Regions from separate parts of the Homo sapiens genome. Here region 1 is linked to region 2. A link is a loop called in an ENCODE intact Hi-C map of the cell type or tissue named here. Cell type or tissue: heart left ventricle. All regions are shown on one strand. Each heading gives the region's core, and the rest is flanking DNA. Links, peaks and the distances in the headings are about the cores only.

The links. Peaks named below come from ENCODE experiments on the same cell type or tissue, not always from the same donor. Only the 100,000 strongest peaks of a DNase experiment are listed, where the experiment ranks them.
Region 1: a loop joins it to region 2, with 2.9 times the contacts of the local background. A loop is called at or near these places in 15 of 110 quality-filtered maps.

What each region holds. Positions count from the first base shown.
Region 1 is chr10:124,997,287-125,006,394 of GRCh38, reverse strand. It overlaps CTBP2 (C-terminal binding protein 2), which reads left to right. Exons shown (of 11, transcript NM_001329.4): 4 at 2,903-3,057; 5 at 3,291-3,435; 6 at 8,225-8,431. LOC124902520 (a long non-coding RNA gene) reads right to left here and starts at 6,543. Exons shown (of 2, transcript XR_007062329.1): 1 at 5,944-6,543; 2 at 4,901-5,737. RefSeq lists enhancers at 2,677-3,217, 3,218-3,759, 5,554-6,054, 8,118-8,287. In heart left ventricle, for the core only: a CTCF peak has its summit at 5,710 (motif pointing left); DNase peaks (open chromatin) are centred at 3,144, 3,584, 6,464, 6,784 and 2 weaker places; H3K27ac peaks cover 4,031 bases.
Region 2 is chr10:125,339,189-125,349,150 of GRCh38, reverse strand. No RefSeq gene overlaps it. Among named protein-coding and RNA genes, the nearest start is that of CTBP2, 180 kb to the right of the region's middle. In heart left ventricle, for the core only: a CTCF peak has its summit at 5,815 (motif pointing right); no DNase peak of the experiment used is centred there.

The DNA.
Region 1 (9,108 bases), core at 980-8,979, 340 kb after region 2:
ATGCCCAGGGCTTGGGGGTCTCCTGTGGCCTCCATATCCCTGCACCTCATGCAGGGCACGCAAGCATCCCACCCACTCCCAACCCCCCACCTCCAGCCGTCGTGCCCGGCATCTTTTCCCAGCATGAGAACCCGTTGGCTTTTCTCTTTTCCCGCCTTGCCATGAAGGACCTGCTGCCAGGATTCGAGCCTCAGACCTTGGACAGGTCTCGGGCCAGCCTCAGCCACGTTCTGCGTGCCCGGCCATCAGGGAGGGTAGAGGGTGGGTTTCACCAAGGAGAAAGGCAACCCGTGTCGGGGAGGGAGCCGATCGCTAGGCAACCTGGAGTTTGTTACCCTGGTAACGGATCCATGCACTGATGATGCTGCGGATGGACATCTTGTGACAATGGCCTCTCAGGCTCCCCAGACGCATCAGCGGCTCTGGATTCCCACCTTGCGCCCAGCGTGGTTTTCCTGTGTGGCTACCATTTAACGAACAGCTTGGATTTCTTATAATCAGGCACTCTCTCCGATAACCATCCTGCCAGCACCCCTGAAAGTGAAGTTGGGGTGTTCCTCACTGTGTGTGGGCGACCGCCTGGGGCATGAGACCAGGACTTCCAGGCCCCACAGGGTTGTGCGCTCAGACCTCAAGTAGGGGCCAGAAGAGTGTACTGAAACAGAAGGAATCTTGTGGAATTTGGCAGTTGTACCATTTTCTTAGCAGAAAACAGGAGCCCAGGTGGGAGCCATGTGTGTCGGGTTCCTCGTCAGGTGACGGTGCTGTTGCGGATCTCGCGGATGAGCTGAGGGGGTATCCAGCTTTGTGCTGCACGCTTCCTGTCCACTCATACAGGTCGTGGGCTGGTGAGGACACGGGGGTGTTGGCCCTCGTCCCTGCCTTATTTTCCCCCTCCCCTGCCCTGTTTTCCTGGTGCAGAAGGATGTTGGAGTGCGGATCCATGCGGACACCCTGTTTGGGGACCTGGGTGTCGGGGCAGCAGCAGGAGTGACTGGGTGCACGTGTGCCTTTGGTGTCTGAGCGTCAGGTGCAGCTGCCGCTCAGGGCTGAGAGGGGCCATGATTTCTCCCAGCCGGGGGTGGCAGGAGAACTGCACTTAGCTTGGGGGCCATGCGGGGCTGGCTGTGGACCTGGCTACCCCAGCCCATTCTTCTGAGGCTGGGACAAAAGCCTTTTTTGTACTTTGTGCTCAAAGAGACAATTATCCCAAGTCCCACTGGCCGAGCACGGCCTTCCATGCAGGGCTGGTGCAGGTGCTCTGGGCCGTCCCTCCCCAGCACCGTGTATAGTCTTAACAGGATGCAGTCACGGCCCCAGTGGAGGGGGATTTCCTTCCTCGTCTCCGAGCGTGTGGCTAACGGAATATGAGCCTTGGTGGTCCAGCAGGAGCCCCCCCGTGGCTGGGGTCCCAGTCATCGTCCCCACCAAGTGGCCAGCTTGGGGACTACTAAGAGCCCTTGAGGAGGTTAGGGATGGAAGGCGAGGCCACACAGATGAAGTTGGCCTTTGTGGAAGGCTCCTGCTTTTGCCTGTGGGACCCTGAGCCTGCTGCCTTGTGCTCAAAGGCCAGTGATCCCGGGAATGTCACACCTTCCTGGTTGGGTTACCCATGGTGGGTCACCAGGCTGGGCTCAGCCTGGAGCAATGGCCTGGACCGTCCAGCCTCAGAGGGAGGGAGGGGATGGGGATGTAAGGCCGCCGTCAGGGTTGATCTGGATATCTGAAAAGTTGATGAGCCCCAAAGTTTTAATCTGAGGCTAAAGAGTTCTAATTTGACAAGAGACATTGCCCCTTCCTGGCATCTCGGCGGATTGCACCTCTGGAACTCAGGTAGTTGTTCTCTTGTGTCCAGGGTGTGGGTCTTGAAGATGTGAGGTTTGGGCAGATGGTCAGGAGGACCTACGAAATCCAAGGATGGATTTGAAGGGGGCAGTTTTTGTTGGAGAAAATGCTGCTTCTCTGTCTCTGAGGTCTTCGGAGCCTGCTGGGTTTGCTGCACAGAATAAAGAGAGAAAAGAGGCCCTGAGGCTCTCGCTGCATCCTGGGCGGGCCCCGCAGGGTGTCTGCCCTGTATGTGCACGGGGCGCAAGCATGCGCGTCTGTAGTGTGGCAGGTAAGGCCTTCCACCACCCTGCTGAACGTCTAGATGCAGCCGCGCTGGTCCAGATGAAGTTGCTAGAGAATTTGTACTTGGACTTGTGGGAAGGACCACTGGGGCCCTTCCTGGGGTCACCCCTGCCCCTCTGTCCTCACAGCTGTCCCTTCACCTTGTTGGCAGCACCAGGAAATCTGTCAGGATTAATATGATGGCTCTGGCCTGTCTAGAGAGCTGCTTGCTGTGTGGTCCTTTGAGAAGTTTGCTCTCCTGAGCCCCTAGAGGCCTCCTGCCCTCAGGCATACCTTCCCTGCCCCAGACCCGCCATTTCTCCTCACCCAGCGCAGGTGAGAGGGGCTGGAGGAGCCTGCCCAGGCCGCCTGTTTGTGCAGGGCCTGTCCAGGAAGTTCCTTTGGACGCACACGCCTTATCCCCTGTCATAGTGTGTGAGGGGCAGCTGGTGCCGGTGCAGGCAGGGAGGCACGCGGTGCAGGGACCCGTCCTGTGCTGGACTAGCCTGTGCTGGCCTCGGGGCCCCATGGTCCTGAGGCTCTCGGGACTATGGTCTGCTGGCAGGGAAGCAGCCGTGTGCGTCTCCAGCCAGAGCCGCAAGTGGATGGGAAGTGGCTCCTCTTCGTGTCAGTGGCTCCCTGGAAGGTGATGCAGGTGGAGGCGGTGCCCTCGCTGCTCCGCCACCCTCGCTTGCCCAAGCCCTGCCCTGAGTGATGAGTGGGGAGCTGCCCCTCCACGCACCCTGTGGCCCCAGCCACCCACCCACTGTGCTCACCCCTTCCCTCCTGGCAGGTATCCGCCCCCAGATCATGAACGGCCCCCTGCACCCCCGCCCCCTGGTGGCGCTGCTGGACGGCCGCGACTGCACTGTGGAGATGCCCATCCTGAAGGACCTGGCCACTGTGGCCTTCTGTGACGCGCAGTCGACGCAGGAAATCCACGAGAAGGTGGGCCCACCCTGCCCGGCCGGGGCCTGCACTGACCTTGGGCAGTTTCCTCCCCAGCATCCCCCCATTAGATCGCCCCAAGTCACCGGCAGGCCCCAGAACCCCTGTTCCCTGCTTTCCTGCTGAACTCCTCTGCCTCAGGTTCAAGGGTGATAGGGCCAGGGGGCCAGGCCAAGTGGTGCCGGTGGGCTGCACGGGGTGGGGCTCCGACCCTGTGCTCTGTTCCCACGCAGGTTCTAAACGAAGCCGTGGGCGCCATGATGTACCACACCATCACCCTCACCAGGGAGGACCTGGAGAAGTTCAAGGCCCTGAGAGTGATCGTGCGGATAGGCAGTGGCTATGACAACGTGGACATCAAGGCTGCCGGCGAGCTCGGTGAGTGCGAGGCAGCGCTGGCTGCCTGGAGTTGTCCGGAGCTCTGTGGGCCCTGCTCGGGTGGGCTTGGAGAAGCAGCTGGAACTGGGACCACGGAGCAGCCGCTTCTGGCTGTAGCAAGGTGGCTGCCTCCAGGCCGGGCTGTGGAGCACCTTGCGGCCCTGCCTTCACATGACACAGGTAGGATAGTCCCTGCTGGCCCTTGTGTGGGGTCTGCGGGGCTGTGAGGCATCTCTGCCCTCAGAGCAACACCCAGCTGGCACAGGCTCAATTTGGAGACACCCAGTGCCGCCTCCAGAGGGGAGAATGCGACTGGCCACATGTCCTCTAAACCACCCCTGCTGGGTGCGTCCCCTAAATGACCCCTGCCGTGTGTGTCCCCTAAACTGCCCCTGCCGTGTGCACAGCTCTAGGCCCCTGTCCACATGGGAACCTGGGCCTCCCGTTCTGGGAGGGCAGCCTTAGCAGCATGTGGTCCAGGTCAGCACCAAAGCAGGTGGGCCCCTGCCCAACACAGTTGATGACAGAGGCTTCCGAAGAAAAGCAGAGGCAGCAGGCGGGAACCCAGAGTTGGGGGCTTCAAAGCTGCTTATCGGCCCCATGCACTTGCGGCTGGGGGTGCATGTTGAGGGGGGCCTCTGCCCAGCACCCCGTGTGAGCTCGTGAGTGCTGAGTGCAGAGGCACAAGAAGCAGACCGCTGGCATCGAGCGTCCTCGGGAGAGGGCCAGGTGGGCACTGTGCTTGCTCTGTGTTTGGAACACGCCACCCCTGCATTTTGGGGGTGGGGGCTGTACTCTGCCTTACGAGTGCTGAGGTGCCCCAAATTCATGAGGCACCATGAATTCCAAGGCAGCAGCCTGGCCTTGGAACAGCTCTTCCTGTGCTCCAGGAATAGCCCAGGCGCTATTTCCCCACCTCTCTCCCATCGGCTAAGGCCCCAGTGGGCCCCGGTGCTTCCGGGACGGGCTGGGTGTCAGATGGGCTCTGTGTGTGAGCGGAGTGTTACATACATCTGAGAATCCTGCTCTCGGGCACCACCGGCCACGTTTTCAGGGAGGCCACCCCCATGGGCTCCAGCTGTCTCTCCACAGCCTTAGCCTGGGGCATGGAGTGTATGGGTCAGAATCTTAGTTGAATCCTTCACGGCCAGTCGGGGCAGCACCCAGGTACCGGAAGCACTGGGTGGGTCTTGGTGTCAGGAGCAGGGCTGGGGAGCCGGGCGAGCAGGGAGCTGCCCGTACACTCACAGGGGTCAGGACGCAGTGGGGTGGGGCTGCCCCACGGGCAAATCCCAAAGCAAAAGGCCAGGGAAGGAGAGAGAGTCACTCAGATTCCACACCCCTTAGGGTCCTGGAAGCAGCAGCTTCACACATCCACCCCTCACCCTCCCCACACCCCTCACTTGCTACCAGCCACGGCGTCCTTCCGAGCCCCTCTGTTGGAACAAAGACACTCCAGAAGATGTGAGTCTTCAAAGGCGTGTTTAATATAAACTAAAATTTTCCATCTTTCCCTGGCACAAACAAGGATATTTTTGTTTGAAAACAAATGTCCTTTGTGCTCTGGGTAGAGCTGAAATCCCAAGTTTCAACAGCAGAGGAGAATACAGCTTCATGTGCCAGGGGCTCTCAAATCCTTGTCCCCCGCACCTCTTGCTTCTCCAGCACGTCGGCCCCTCACCACACAGCTCCCAGGCCCATACGGGTGCTGACCCTGCCCTTCCTCGGCTGGACCAGACGCTGCTTTCCAGGGAGAGAGGGGAGGTCCTTGCCTGTGGAACTTCCTATTTCTCCATTTCTAGAAGTGCCCCGCACAGGCAGTGGGGCCAGAAAGGCACCAAGGCCTCAATGACAGGGGGCCTGGGAGGGCCGAGATGGGAGGTTGTGTTCCCTGAGTTCTGAGACCCACAGAAGACGACCAGGACCAGGGACTGCGGTTTTGGAAAATGTAGAAGGGCTGTGAGTGGTGGATTTTCATTGATCCTGGTCCCATCTGATAAGGGCGCTTGGAAGACATCTGCGGGGCCCTTTTAAAGGGCACTTTTCGAATGTAGACTCTGGAGGCGGAAAATGAGCCTCTGTCCAGACGTCCTTTGTCTCCGAATGCATATTCCCCACATCATGCGGTCAACGGGCCTTTTGTGCTGAGGGCTGGGAGCGGCAGGTGGCTGCAGGCAGGCCCTCTCCTGATGAAAGAGGGTCCCTCGCAGGCCCAGAAAACAAGGCCCTCCATGTTGCACGAGGCAGCACACTAGGCCTCTGGTGACACCTTCTGGGATCGCAAGGCTCTGAGCTGTCAGCCCTGGAATGACAGGCGAGAGTCAGCGCTTCACGGCAAGAGCAGGGCAAGGCTTGAGGAAGCTGCTCACCTGCACTTCTCCCCACGAGCCGGGAAGACCTCGAGAGGGCCCTACACCCCTCCCCACCCCCGCCGCCTCTAGCAAGCTGGTTTATGTGGTTTCCTTGCCAGCGGCAGTCATGAAGGGATTAAAGCACGATGGCACTGACCGTGAGAGAAAAGCAGCTTGCCTCTTTGGGGCCGTTTTCCAGGCTCCGTGGATGCTGGGAGGCCCAGCCTGCGAGTATCAGAGCCACCCATCGTGTGGCACTTGAAGGATCAGCTTGACTCATCCAGAAGGGAGGCTGCATCCACAGAGCGATAGAGGACAGCTAAGAAGATGCTCCCTCCGAGAGAGCGGTGAGGGTTATGGAGGTTCCTGGCAGTGGCGCCGCCGCGGTCTGGGTGGGAAGGTTCTGCCATCCCAGGCAGTGGCTGCAGCTCTTCCTCCTGCACCATCTCCCCGTCCTGGGACTCTGCACTCCGGTGAGCAGTGGAACCACGGAGCTGAATGTCCAAGTTCGGTGAGAAGACTGACCAGATGTCCTGCCTCAACCTGCCTTTTTGTGCCACCCACCCACCCGGGTGCCTTTACACACGTGGCCTTGTGGGGTCTCCCAGCCAGCATCAGCTCATCTCCTAGGAGGAGGTGCTGCTGTTGACGCCAGGCAGCACTGCCGAGCCAGCCCCGGCAGCAGCACGGAGCCAGCGTCCTTGAGGGTGATTCTGCTGCGGGGCCTCCCTGCTGGGCTTTAGCCTGCCCGAGGAATGAAAATTGTCCCAGCCGCCAAAGATTTTCTTGAACCTCTGGCATCAGCCTCAGTCTGTCTGACTTAATAATAACATGGCATGTGATCAAGCCCCAGCTTCTCTGCTGAGCTATTTCAAATGAATGAGGCCAGTTTCCTGCAAGATTCCTGGCATCCAGCTCGTGGGAAAGTTGGTCGGCCTCAGTCACCGTCAACCACACTGGTCCCTTGGCAGGGGTCGGTGGCCCAGAGGAGCCCTCAGTGGCCACGTTGGGTGGGTGGGTGACCTGCTCACAGTGGCTTCACCTTCTCTGAGCTGTGTGTCTTGCTAAGCGGGTCACTCTCAAGGCCCTAGACCTAGGGGTGGCCCTTGTGGGGAGACAGCCACGCAGCCATCTAGAAAGTGGGTTTGTGGCACCCACTGGTCTTGTTTCCTGTCCAGTAGAGCCGAAGAAGCTGCCTTGGTGATTGCCGTCCCCACCCCAATCTGTCCCCACCCCAATCTTCAGGACTTAAGATAGAGGAATCCTGGGCTGCCTTAAAGGTGGCCCTGTCCCAGTGCCTTGGGCACCCCTTGCTGGGAGAGACACTCTCCTAAGGGTCCCAAAGCTGGGATTAGGAGGGAACCATTTCACTTGGGCTGACGTGATGCCCAGATAGCCACACCCCTCCTCAGAGAGCTCAACTGGGAGCCACAGGCTGGCTGCTGAGCCCACCCTCTGGGGCCCCGCCCCTGGCTCGGCCCCTCTGGTCTCTGCTGCAAGCAGGCCTCTGGATCTCCACCTGTCGGGTGTAGGGAGGGGCCGTTCCCAGCCTGGCCCTCTGCCTACTTGCACCCCTGTTGTATCTGGCAGTCATTCATTCTTCCCCAGACACCCTCTGGCTGAGGAGGGTAAATGGCAGGGCCCTTTCTGCCTATGACTTGGGTTAACTCTCCATGCCACAGCTGCTTTGTGCTGGGAGATACTTGACCCTGGTCTCTGCAGCTCGTGTGGGGCCAGAGGGCTCACCCCAAGCCACCCTCGGCCCTGACCTGAAGGCTGCTCCACGGGGCAGGGAGGGCATCCTGTCTGCTCTGAGTTCTTCCCAGCAGAGCAGGGTGCTGAGCACATGACCACAGGGCGATTGTGCACACGCTTCGGCCATCGGTTCCGTTCCCGGGGCCAGCCCTTGCATCCGTGTGGGGGTGGAGGTGTTTTTTTAAAACCAGTATGTTTAAAACGTATGTTTTTTGCATCAAACTGTTAGCATAGCTTAAAACCAAAAGCCATTCTTTGTCACCCTGCCAGCTCCATGAGGGAGACCCTGAGGGGTTTGAGGCTGAGTGGGGTCCACTTGGAGGAGTCTGGTCTGAGGCCCACTGGCTTCCTGCCACTCCGGGTCCTTTCTTGGGACTCAGTGCAAGCCCAGGAGGAAGCCAGTCAGGCCCAAAATCAGCCATAGGAGTTGGGTTGGTCATGAGCCACGTCCTGGAGCAAAAGTCCTCCTTGGGAGGGAGGGGTAGATGTTGGGGCTAGAGCTTCCCATGCATCAGAGCCAGAGGGCCTACCGCCCACGTGCCCAGCCCCGCGTCTGCTAGACGATAAGGTGGGCCTCCCCCGGTGCCAACAACCGAGTCTCAGGAGGGCGGGCTGGGAGCCCTGGGGCTTCCCCACTGATCTTGAGGTTTTCTCATCTCCGGCCTTGGCCTCATCCCTTTCAGGAATTGCCGTGTGCAACATCCCGTCTGCAGCCGTGGAAGAGACAGCGGACTCTACCATCTGCCACATCCTCAACCTGTACCGGAGGAACACGTGGCTGTACCAGGCACTGCGGGAAGGCACGCGGGTTCAGAGCGTGGAGCAGATCCGCGAGGTGGCCTCGGGAGCGGCCCGCATCCGTGGGGAGACGCTGGGCCTCATTGGCTTTGGTACGTGCCACCCTCTGCGCTGACCCCCAACCCCTCCGACACTGGGGCTGGTGTAGTGGGGACCCCTCGGGAAAGGCAACCCCAGCCTGCTCTTGAGGAGCCAGGGCAGGCAGGGCCAGCACCCTCCCCGTGTTGCACGGGGTAGGAGATCGGAGTCAAGACCCATCAGGCAACTCACCCTAGAGGCAGGATCTGGGCTGGTTCTGGAAGAATGCGTGTCCACTGCTGTCTGTAGTGTCTGGCAGGACAGCATTCTTTGCTGTGGGGCAGCGGGCAAGGCGCTGTGCCCAGTAAATTTCCCTGGGCAGGGGTGAAGGGCAGGGGCTGTATGGAGGTGTGTCGTAAAGCAGCAGCCAGGCTTGGGGCTCGTGTAGGGGCTGGCGTAGGGTTCAGTGGAGACGCGGGTTATGGACATGGCCTCACTCCTGAAGGCCTTCAAATGCCAGGTTGGGGTGGCACAGTCAGGCCATCAGCTTGGAAAGCTCTCCTGAGAGAGGGGCAGGAAAAGGAGACGTGAGGAGAGGCCCAGGAGGGTCTTCAGCAGGGTGGTAGGGGCCGGTGCCACGGAGAAGGTGATGGTAAGCAGCCTGATTCCATGGGGGCTCGAGGAGGTCCCCACCCTGCTCACCATCAGGGTCCACACCACACCCAGGAGACCTCGGCCCATTGCCACTGAA
Region 2 (9,962 bases), core at 921-8,920:
AAAGATGGCTTCTCATACATACCTCTAGGGATGTATGTAGACATCCTCTTCTACCTAAATTGAATCAGTCTGTAGCAAATTCCTCTAATGCCCAACATCACATTCCCTGGACTGCCTCTGATTTCAGCCACAACTGGAGTGGGCAGTTCTGTGTGAGCTACAACTCCCATTGCACAGGCTGTCCATCTTTTCACCTTCTGTCTCCTGTCCTTCAATCAGGGGACAAGGGACAATGCTGGAACCCTTCCTTACACTTCTCAGGAGGTCCCAACTGAAGCAAGCCCCTTGCCACACTATGTGAAGATCATACTCCCTTTGCTCCTCCCCTCATTCTCGTTACTCCCTCACACCTGATTCCTAGGATTCTTCCCAAATAAACTACCTGCATCCAAATCCTTGCCTCAGGCTCTGCTTCCAGGGAAACCGACACTAAGACACACTCATCTTTCCTTAATCAAATGCCTTTGGTACATTTTCATCTCAGCATGTGTATTTTATCTCATTTCATATGAGTGATTGATACTGTATTTCACTGTATATCACATCTATAGCAACTTATTTAGCTAGTCATCTACTGGTAGATGGAGTGTTTCAAATTACAATGTGATGAAAATTGTTATACAAAAGTCTGTACTCTTATGCATATGTGTCTATAGGGAAATTTTCAAAAGTAAAATTGCTGTGTCCAAGGGTATAAACATTTAAAAATTGTATTAGTGCTGCCAGATTTCTCCCCAGAAAAGCTGTGCCAATTTGAACTCACACCTAAAATGTGTGATACTGCCTGTTACACTATATCTTTCCCACTACTTAGTGTTTGTGATGGCTAATTTTATGTGTCAACTCAACAGGGCTAAGGAATGCCCAGATAGCTGGTAAAACACTATTTCTGGGTGCATCTGTGAGGGTGTTTCCAGAAGAGATTAGCATGTGAATCAGTGGACTGAATAAAGAAGAACCCCTCTCACCAATATGCGAGGGCATCACCCAACTCATTGAGGGCCTGAATAGAATGAAAAGGCAGAGAAAGGGTAAATTTTCTATCTCTACTACAGCTGGGACATCCATCTTCTCCTGCCCTTAGACATCCGTGTTCCTGGTTCTCAGGCCTTCAGGTTCAGACCATTGGCTCCCCGAGTTCTCAGCCTTTAAGGCTTGGGCTGATACAACACCACCAGCTTTCCTGGGCCTCCAGCTTGCAGACAGCAAACCATGGGACTTCTCAGTCTGTGAACCAATCCCTCATTATAAATCACTTTCTATATATTTATATTGTTTTATATATATATATATATATATATATATATATATATCCCATTGGTTCTGTTTTTCTTGAGAATACTGACTAATATGGTGTTATCAATCTTTTTTAATCGCATAAGTTAAAATTGGTATCACATGGTTGTTTTATTTTATATTACTGTAATGATGAGTTTGAGCGTGAAAATTATTTATCTGGGTCTCCTCAGTGTGTTGCAAAGAATTTGATACTTTTAAGTTTTGGACTTGCATATCTTTTTAAGGTTTAATTATAGGTATTGTGTAGTATCATTTTACTATTATAAATGATCTTCCTAATATTACAGTTTTTAGCTGTTTATTGCTGGTGTATAGAAATGCCACTGGCATTCATCTATTTATTCCATATCCAGCCACCTTGCTAAAGGCTCCTTTAAGTCTAACAGTTTATAGCTTATTTGGGGTTTCCTTTATCCTTAGTAATTTTATCTGCAAATGATGACAATCATATACTTCTTCCTTTCAGATTGCAATGTCTTTGATTTATTTTTCATGTCTTTTTTATTTTTTGACTAGGACCTCCAGGACAATGTTGAATATCAGTGGTGTTAGTGGACATTTTTGTCTTATTTCTACAAATCAATATGATAAAAGCAAACAACCTAGATGAAAGATGAAAAAGACATAAGCCTATAAGTTCACAGAGGAGGAAAAAGACATAGCCTGTACATATAAAAAGAGATGTTCAATTTTGCTAGTACTAAAGAAATGCAAATCAAGACCACAATGAAATGCTTTTTTTTTTTTTTTTTTTTTTTTTTTGAGACAGGGTCTCACTCTGTCACCCAGGGTGGAGTGCAGTGGTGCAATCTCAGCTCACTGCAACCTCTGCCTTCCATGCTCAAGCGATTCTCCTGCCTCAGCCTCCCAAGTAGCTGGGATTCCAGGCCCCCACCACCACACCTAGCTAATTTTTGTATTTTTTGTAGAGATGGGGTTTTGCCATGTTGGCCAGGCTGGTCTCAAACTCCTGACCTCAAGTGATCCACCCACCTCGGACTCCCAAAGTCCTGGGATTACAGGCGTGAGCCATCGTGCCCAGCTGAAATGCTATTTTATGTCCAATCAACCAGCATAAAAAGCCTGACATACTAACTCATGGACAGGAGGTGTGGACCAGTGTAATACCTCAGACCTTGCTAGGACCTAGGAAATGAAGGGGAGCGTGCTGGAAATGTAAGCCAGTGTCATTGTTCCAGGGCTTGGGTTGGAGGGTGGGCATGATGCCCACTGCAGTCATCAATAAACATACAAATAAGTAAACAAAAGAGGGGATAAAGGAACCAATGCTGAGTGTGTGTCATAAACCAAGACTTAAAATGAACCCTATCCTGGGTATCAAAAGTCCAGAAAAAATAAAAAGGAAAAAGAAGCATAAAAAAGAAGGTAAAATTCATTTATAATTCCATTAGTGAGAGACATTTTCTGAACACTCAGTCTATCTTATGCATATATGTAGATAGATGATATTGATAGATGAGAAATAAAGACACAAGCAATACAACTACAACAAAGTTGGGACCATACTGTATACACCACTTTATATATTTATAGGTTTCTTCTATTTCTTTTTTTTTTTTTTTTGAGATGGAGTCTCACTCTATCACCCAGGCTGGAGTTCAGTGGCATGATCTCAGCTCACTGCAGCCTCCGCCTCCTGGGTTCAAGCAATTCTTCCTGCCTCAGCCTCCCAAGTAGCTGGGATTACAGGTGCCCACCACCACACCCAGCTAATTTTTGTTTTCACTAGAGACAGGGTTTCACCATGTTGGCCAGGCTGGTCTCGAACTCCTGACCTCAGGTGATCCAACCACCTCGGCCTCCCAAAGTGCTAGGTGTGAGGCACTGTGCCCGGCTTTTCTATTTATTTAAGGAGCTTAAAAAATTTTTTGTTGTATTTTGTGACTTAATCTAATGCTTTTCTGCTCATAAATGTTTTGAGAGAGGAAACGTGGTTTTATCTGGATGCTGTGGTGCACGTCTGTAGTTCTAGCTACTTGGGAGGCTGAGGTGGGAGGATCACTTGAGGCCAGGAGTTGGAGGCCGCAGTGGGCTATGCACTCTGATCTGGCCTGTGACTAGCTGCTGCACTACAGCCTGGGCAATATAGTAAGATTCTGTCTCTAAAAACAAACAAACAAAAAAATTAATTAATTAATTTCCTAAAAAGAAAAATAGTTTTAGTAAATGATAAAGCAGCTAAATTATCAGTGGACAATTGAGAAAATAGTGCTACTGACAGAGAGTAAAAAAATGAAAAATCTAATAGGGGAGTTCATTTGGGGTAAAGATGTTATGTATAGCTTTAGAGATTTCGAGTTGAAAGTGAACGCTCAGGTTGGGTATTTGGTTGAAAATTGAAGCTAGAAGTTTGGCTATGAAAATACAGAGATAGAAATTTTGGAGTCATCAGAGTGAGGATGATAGCTGAAGCCAGAAATATGACATTAGTGATGTCTAAAGAATAAGAAGGACTTGAAAATATGGTTTGTGTTAAAGGAGCAATATTACAAAGAGATAAATGAGCAGAGACTTCGTGAAAATCCACTATTCAGGAGAGAAGAGAGAGAGAAGGAAAAGAAACAAAGTCTCCAGAGAAGAAGAGATCAGAGAGAGAGAGAGAAAGAGAGCAGGGTGGTAAGTGTGGGGAAAGAAGGCAAGAGTTTGAAGGTGGTAGGGTCTAACGCAGCGCCAAAAATGGAGGAGGATAAGAAAGCGCTGCTGGCGGAGTGTCTGGAATGGAAACCGGGTTGGAACGAGCGAAGGGCAGTGAAAGAAATGGAAATAAGCCAGGAGTGTCCCAGAAGGCTGCAGCTCTGTGCCGTGCACCAGCTATAGGCCAATCAGTTCATCCTCCCCGCTCTTTGGGGTGGGTATTACCATCCCTGCCCCAGGGGAAGGCTTGGGGAGGTTGAGGCCATGCCCTTTGCAGGTAAGTGGGCTGGGATTCTGACGATGCCCTTTCTGCTCTGCCGTGCCGCCCCCACTCCTCCGGCTTTGAGAACCACGAGGCAGGAACTTCCTATTTGCCCAAGGCTGAGTGCACACCTGCACTAGTAAATGCTTAACCACTGTTTGCCGGGTGAGTGGAAGAATGAAGACCTTTTAAGAAAAGTTCTCAGAGGCTCCTCGTTGCACCCTGGGGACCGGTGTGTCTTTCCCCAGCACACATTAGCATACTGTCAACGCCTGAACACCACGCTTCTCTGCCTCATTGCTTAGGAAATAAATACATGTATCTTGCTGTGCAGAGAGTAAACCACTAGTGGCCAGATTTTTTTAAACATTTTAAATAAGTTCCAAGGGACTTTAGGACAGCAGGATGAAAGCCCTTTAATTTGAACTTTAGCATCTTCATATCTGTTATTTTCTCCAATATATGGTACGGAAATACTGAGTGAATATGTATTTGCCGATGTCCCTGAAATGATTTGAACATGAAAAGCCTCAAGAAATCAGATTTGCTGTTTTCCACAAGTAATAGAGAAAATGTGATATCTGGAGCCTCGATTACACCAGAGAATTGTGTTTCTTTTCTTCTTCTTCTTTTTTTTTTTAAATCTGTTTACTGATGAGGAGGAAAAAAGAGCAATAATGGGAAAAAAAATCTGCTTTCTGCCTAACACATGATTCAGCTGACAGCACAAAGAATCAGATAATTCTACAGGAAATTGACAAGCTAGATAGTGATTGGGATGTAGCTGTAGTGTTCTTCTCTAAGTACCCGCGATATTACTGTCTGATGCTTAACATTCACAAACCATTAGACCCAACATGTATATTTATGGTTTGATAATCAGCTGTCATTAACAGATGAATAAACAACATAATGTTCATGTTTAGAAGGAATGTACAAATGGAAGAAATACTGCCAACAACCCAAGAACATTTACCTTGATTCCCTCCACGAAAAATAAAGAGGAACAAATCTCTGTAATTTTAATAGTTAAATCATATCTGCTATTCTGTCTTATCTTGGCTGCCAGAGCTTCAGACAGATTTCTCTTTTTCACATAAAATTTACCATGTCAACCCGGCTTATCTGTTAGGAGAAGTTGCATTAAATTTACTAGATTAGAGATCATCATTCTGTGGCCCTGTCTCCATAGTCAGCCCACAATAGAGTTGATGTAAACAAACACGTTCAGCAATGTCTTTCAGGCTGATAAAATTATTCAGTACTTTTAGTTGTTCTACTTATTAGCTTAGGCAAGTCACTTAACCTCTTTGTAGCTCGAAGTTTTTCACTGCGATACAAAAATAATGCTATCTACTCTAACTACCTCATTGGTTATAATAATGGACCCAGAAGAAGTGTGTCAAGTAAAACTCTAAACATGAGAGTATTTTGTGGAAGACAATGTGACTATAGCATCTTAATTCCAGTGCGATGGGAAATTTACGTACAAATACATCTGCTTTGGGTTTAGTGGCTGGGGGGTCTCCTATGCTACAGGCCTTTTAAAACTCAACAATACTGGCATCCACATTCATAGCAGCATTACCCACGATAGCCAGAAGGTGGAAGCACCTCAAGCTTCCCTCCACGGATAAGTGGATGAACAAAATGTGGTTTATTCACACAATGGAATATTATTCAGCCTTTAAAAGGAAGGACGTTCTGACCCATGCTGTGACATATATGAACCTTAGGACCATATGCTCTCCAAAAAGCCAGCCACAAAAAGGCAAATTCCGTATGGTTTCACTTACATGAGGTACTTCAAGTTGTAAATTCCTACAGATAGAAAGTAGAATGATGGTTGCCAGGGGCTGAGGGGAGCAGCGAGCAGGGAGTTGTTATTTAATAGGCATAGAGCTGAAGTTTTGTAAAATAAAAAGAGCTCTGGAGATTGGTTGCACACAGTGGGAATGCACTTAATGCTACTAAACTATACGCTTAAAATGATTAACGTGATAAAGTTTATGGTGTATTTTACAATAAAAAATTAAGGTTTGCTGGATGTGGTGGCTCACAACTGTAATCCCAACACTTTGGGAGGCCAGGGCAGGAGGATCACCTCAACCCAGGAGTTTGAGACTGGCCTGGGCAAGGTGGTGAGACTCCCATCTCCACAAAAAAACTTTTTAAAATTAGCCAACTGGAGGCATGGACCTGTAGTTCCGGCTACTCAGGAGGCTGAAGTGGGAGGAGCTCTTGAGCCAAAGAGACTGAAGCTGCAATGAGCCATGATCACGCCACTGCACTCCTGCCTGGGTGACAGAGCACAACCTTATCTCAAAAAAAATTTTTTTTTAATTAAAAAAGAGTAATGAATCAATTTAAAAGAAAACCTCGACATTATCCCCCCAGGTCAAGATTGCAGACTGCTTCCTAGCATTTGTCTCCTTTCTCCTGAGACTCCATTAAAATAAGAGTAAAGGAAAAGGAATTTTTTAAATGTAGGAGCCCACACCAAAGAAAATAAAACAAAGGAAACCATCAGAGAATACATGATTTGAACCAATTTCCAGATGATGTAAAGGTGATCGGGGAGTCCTGGCTGCTGAAACAGAGCAAAGACAGGTGGATCCTAGACAGGAGTTGTGCACAGAAGAGGTCAGTCTGCCCAGAAGTGTCCCCAGAGTCTGCAGACTTGAAAACTGCAGATCTCCAGTGGGCAGCAGTGAGAAGTTGGGCATTTGTTAAAAGCCTCTATTCTGAATGGTCCAGCCCATACACACTCACACATCCCATTCTCTGCAGGCCCATCTGTGGTCAGCCAGACATCATTACCTAGGAGGAAAACCTAGAGTTCTTCTCTGAACAAATCTATGTAAAACTCTAGGGTGAACCAAGGCAGCTAGTGAGAGCGCTCTTGGCCCAGAACAGAGGCCTCCTCACTTGGTGCATGGGACCAACCCATCCTGGAAGTTGGCCCTCGGTCCCCTGCACCCCAGTGAATGCTGAGCCTTCAGGTCAACAAGCCCTAAATGTGCCTCAGGCCCCAAGTAGGCATTTGCATTTTCTTATCTTTAAATATACCAGACGTGAGAGGAGAATCCGGACTACGAAAGAGAAAGATAAATAAACAACAACATCAGCAAAAATGACTCTGCAAGAAACAGAGACAACTGAAGAAATAGACAAGGAGTTTTTTAAAACACCCTCTAATATCCTCCAAGAGATTTGAGATTATAGTGTTTCTTTAGAATAAGAAAAAGATATAATTTTTAAAAAAGAACAAGAATTACAGATACGTAACCAAAATAGAGCTGAAATAATATAATAAATGAAATAAAAATGGAATAAAAAGACAAGGGATAGAAGATGATGCCAAGAAAATCTTGTGAAATAAAGAGAAAAAAGGGCAGAGAAATAGGATGTTCAAGAGAAAAGTTAATAAATAGAAAAGGTTGATCCAGGAGATCCAATATTCATTTTAAAATGTTCTAGAAAGAGAGACTAGAAAAAGCAGAAAGGATGAAGACCAAAGAAATAATGAGGGAAAAAATTCCTAGAGCAAAAAGGAGAAGCGAGACTTCAAATTAAAAGCATGATAGTGAAAAAGACCACAGCTAGACATACCAAGTGGATATTCTCCATAGACTAACCCAAAAGAATTTCCCTTTTTTCCTGCTAGCAGTTCTCCACATTTGCAGCTTAGGTAGCAGGCAGAGATCCTATGACATCAGGAATGGCACGCCCCTCTCAGCCCCAGGGAATCAACTATAACTGATCTTAACCAATCCTAATAAATTCCATTCTCTTCTACCAATGAGTGTCTAGGAGTCAACATGTAGCCAGGTTCTGGCCAAAGAAATGTTCAAGAGATGTGTAATAAGGAGCTGTTCTTTCACAACAAAACTCCAAGCCTCATAAAGAGAAGTGATATTCTCTGCAATGGTGCAAGGAATGATGTCGGAGCCATCTTTCAACCACGAGGCAACAAGCCAAGGATAACAAGATTCTGTTCCTTCCACATCCTTCATAAGGCGGGACAGACAGAAAGGGCCTGAGCCCTTGATGAAACCACTGAAGTGGTGCGTCTAATCTGGGACCACCTACTTCTTACAAATATTGCTTAAGCCATTGTTAATTGAGTATTTTTGGTGGTTTTTTTTCTTAATGCTAAAAAGGTATTCCTAACTGATATAACATATATTTATAAAATTTCATAGCAGCAAGAATTCATAAAACAAAAAAACAAAAACAAAAAAATCCTAATGGCTTCCAGAGAGAAAGAAATTACCTAGAAGGAAACTGAATCGGCATCAGACTTATCAATAACCAAATGGATACTAGAGGTCAGCAAAGCAAGATCTTCAGAATCTTGCAGGTTTATCATTTTGAACCCAGTGCATTGAGCAGGGTCTTGGCTGGAAACAGCACACTCCAAAGGGATAATTGGAGAGTTTGATGAACTTATTCGTTTTCACAAATACGAGATGAAGAGAATGTATTTCTAATACATCTTTTTGAGAAAGTTACTCAAGGATGTAATATTTTTAAAATTTCAATAGGTTTTGGGGTAACAGGTAGTGTTTGGTTACATAAATAAGTTCTTTTTTAAAATTGTTTTTATTTCCATAGGTTTTTGGGGAACAGGTTGTATTTGGTTACATGAGTAAGTTCTTTAGTGGCGATAGCTGAGATTTTGATGAACCCATCACCTAAGCAGTATACACTGAATCCAATTTGTCATGTTTTATCTCTCACCCCCTCCCACCCTTCCCTCCAAGTCCCCAGAGACCATTGTATCATTCTTATGCCTTTGCATCCTCATAGCTTAGCTCCTACTTATAAGTGAGAACATATGATGTTTGGTTTTTCATTCCTGAGTTACCTCACTTAGAATGACAGTCTCCAATTCCATTCAGGTTGCTGCAAATACCTTAATTCATTCCTTTTTATGGCTGAGTGTTCATATATATATATATATATATATATATATATATATATATATATATCACAGTTTCTTCATCCACTTGATTGATGGGCATTTGGGCTGTTTCTATATTTTTGTAATTGCAAATTGTGCTGCTATAAAAATGGGTGTGCAAGTATCTTTTTCATATAATGACTTCTTTTCCTCTGGGTAGATACCCAGTAGTGGGATTGCTGGATCAAATGGTAGATCTACTTTTAGTTCTTTAAGGAATCTCCACACTGTTCTCCACAGTGGTTGTACAAGTTTACATTACCACCAGCAGTGTAGAAGTGTTCTCTTTTCACTGCATCCAGGCCAATATCTATTTTTTTTTATTATGGCCATTCTTGCATGAGTAAAATGGTGTCTAATTGTGGTTTTGATTTGCATTTCCCTCACCATGAGTGATGTTGAGCATTTTTACATTTTTTTTTTTGGCCATTTGTATATCTTCTTTTGAGAATTGTGTATTCATGTCTTTAGCTCACTTTTTGATGAGATTGTTTGGTTTTTTTTCTTACTGATTTATTTGAGTTCCTTGTAGATTCTGCAAATTACTCCTTTGTTGGATGTATAGATTGTGAAGATTTTCTCCCACTCTGTGGGTTGTCTGTTTACTCTCATGATTATTTCTTTTGCTGTGCAGAAGCTTTTTAGTTTAATTAGGTCTCTTCTATTTATCTTTGTTCCAAAAAGCTCCTAGAACTGGTAAATTATTTCAGCAAAGTTGCAGGATACAAAATTAATGTACACAAATCAGTAGCTCTGCTACACACCAACAGTGACCAAGCT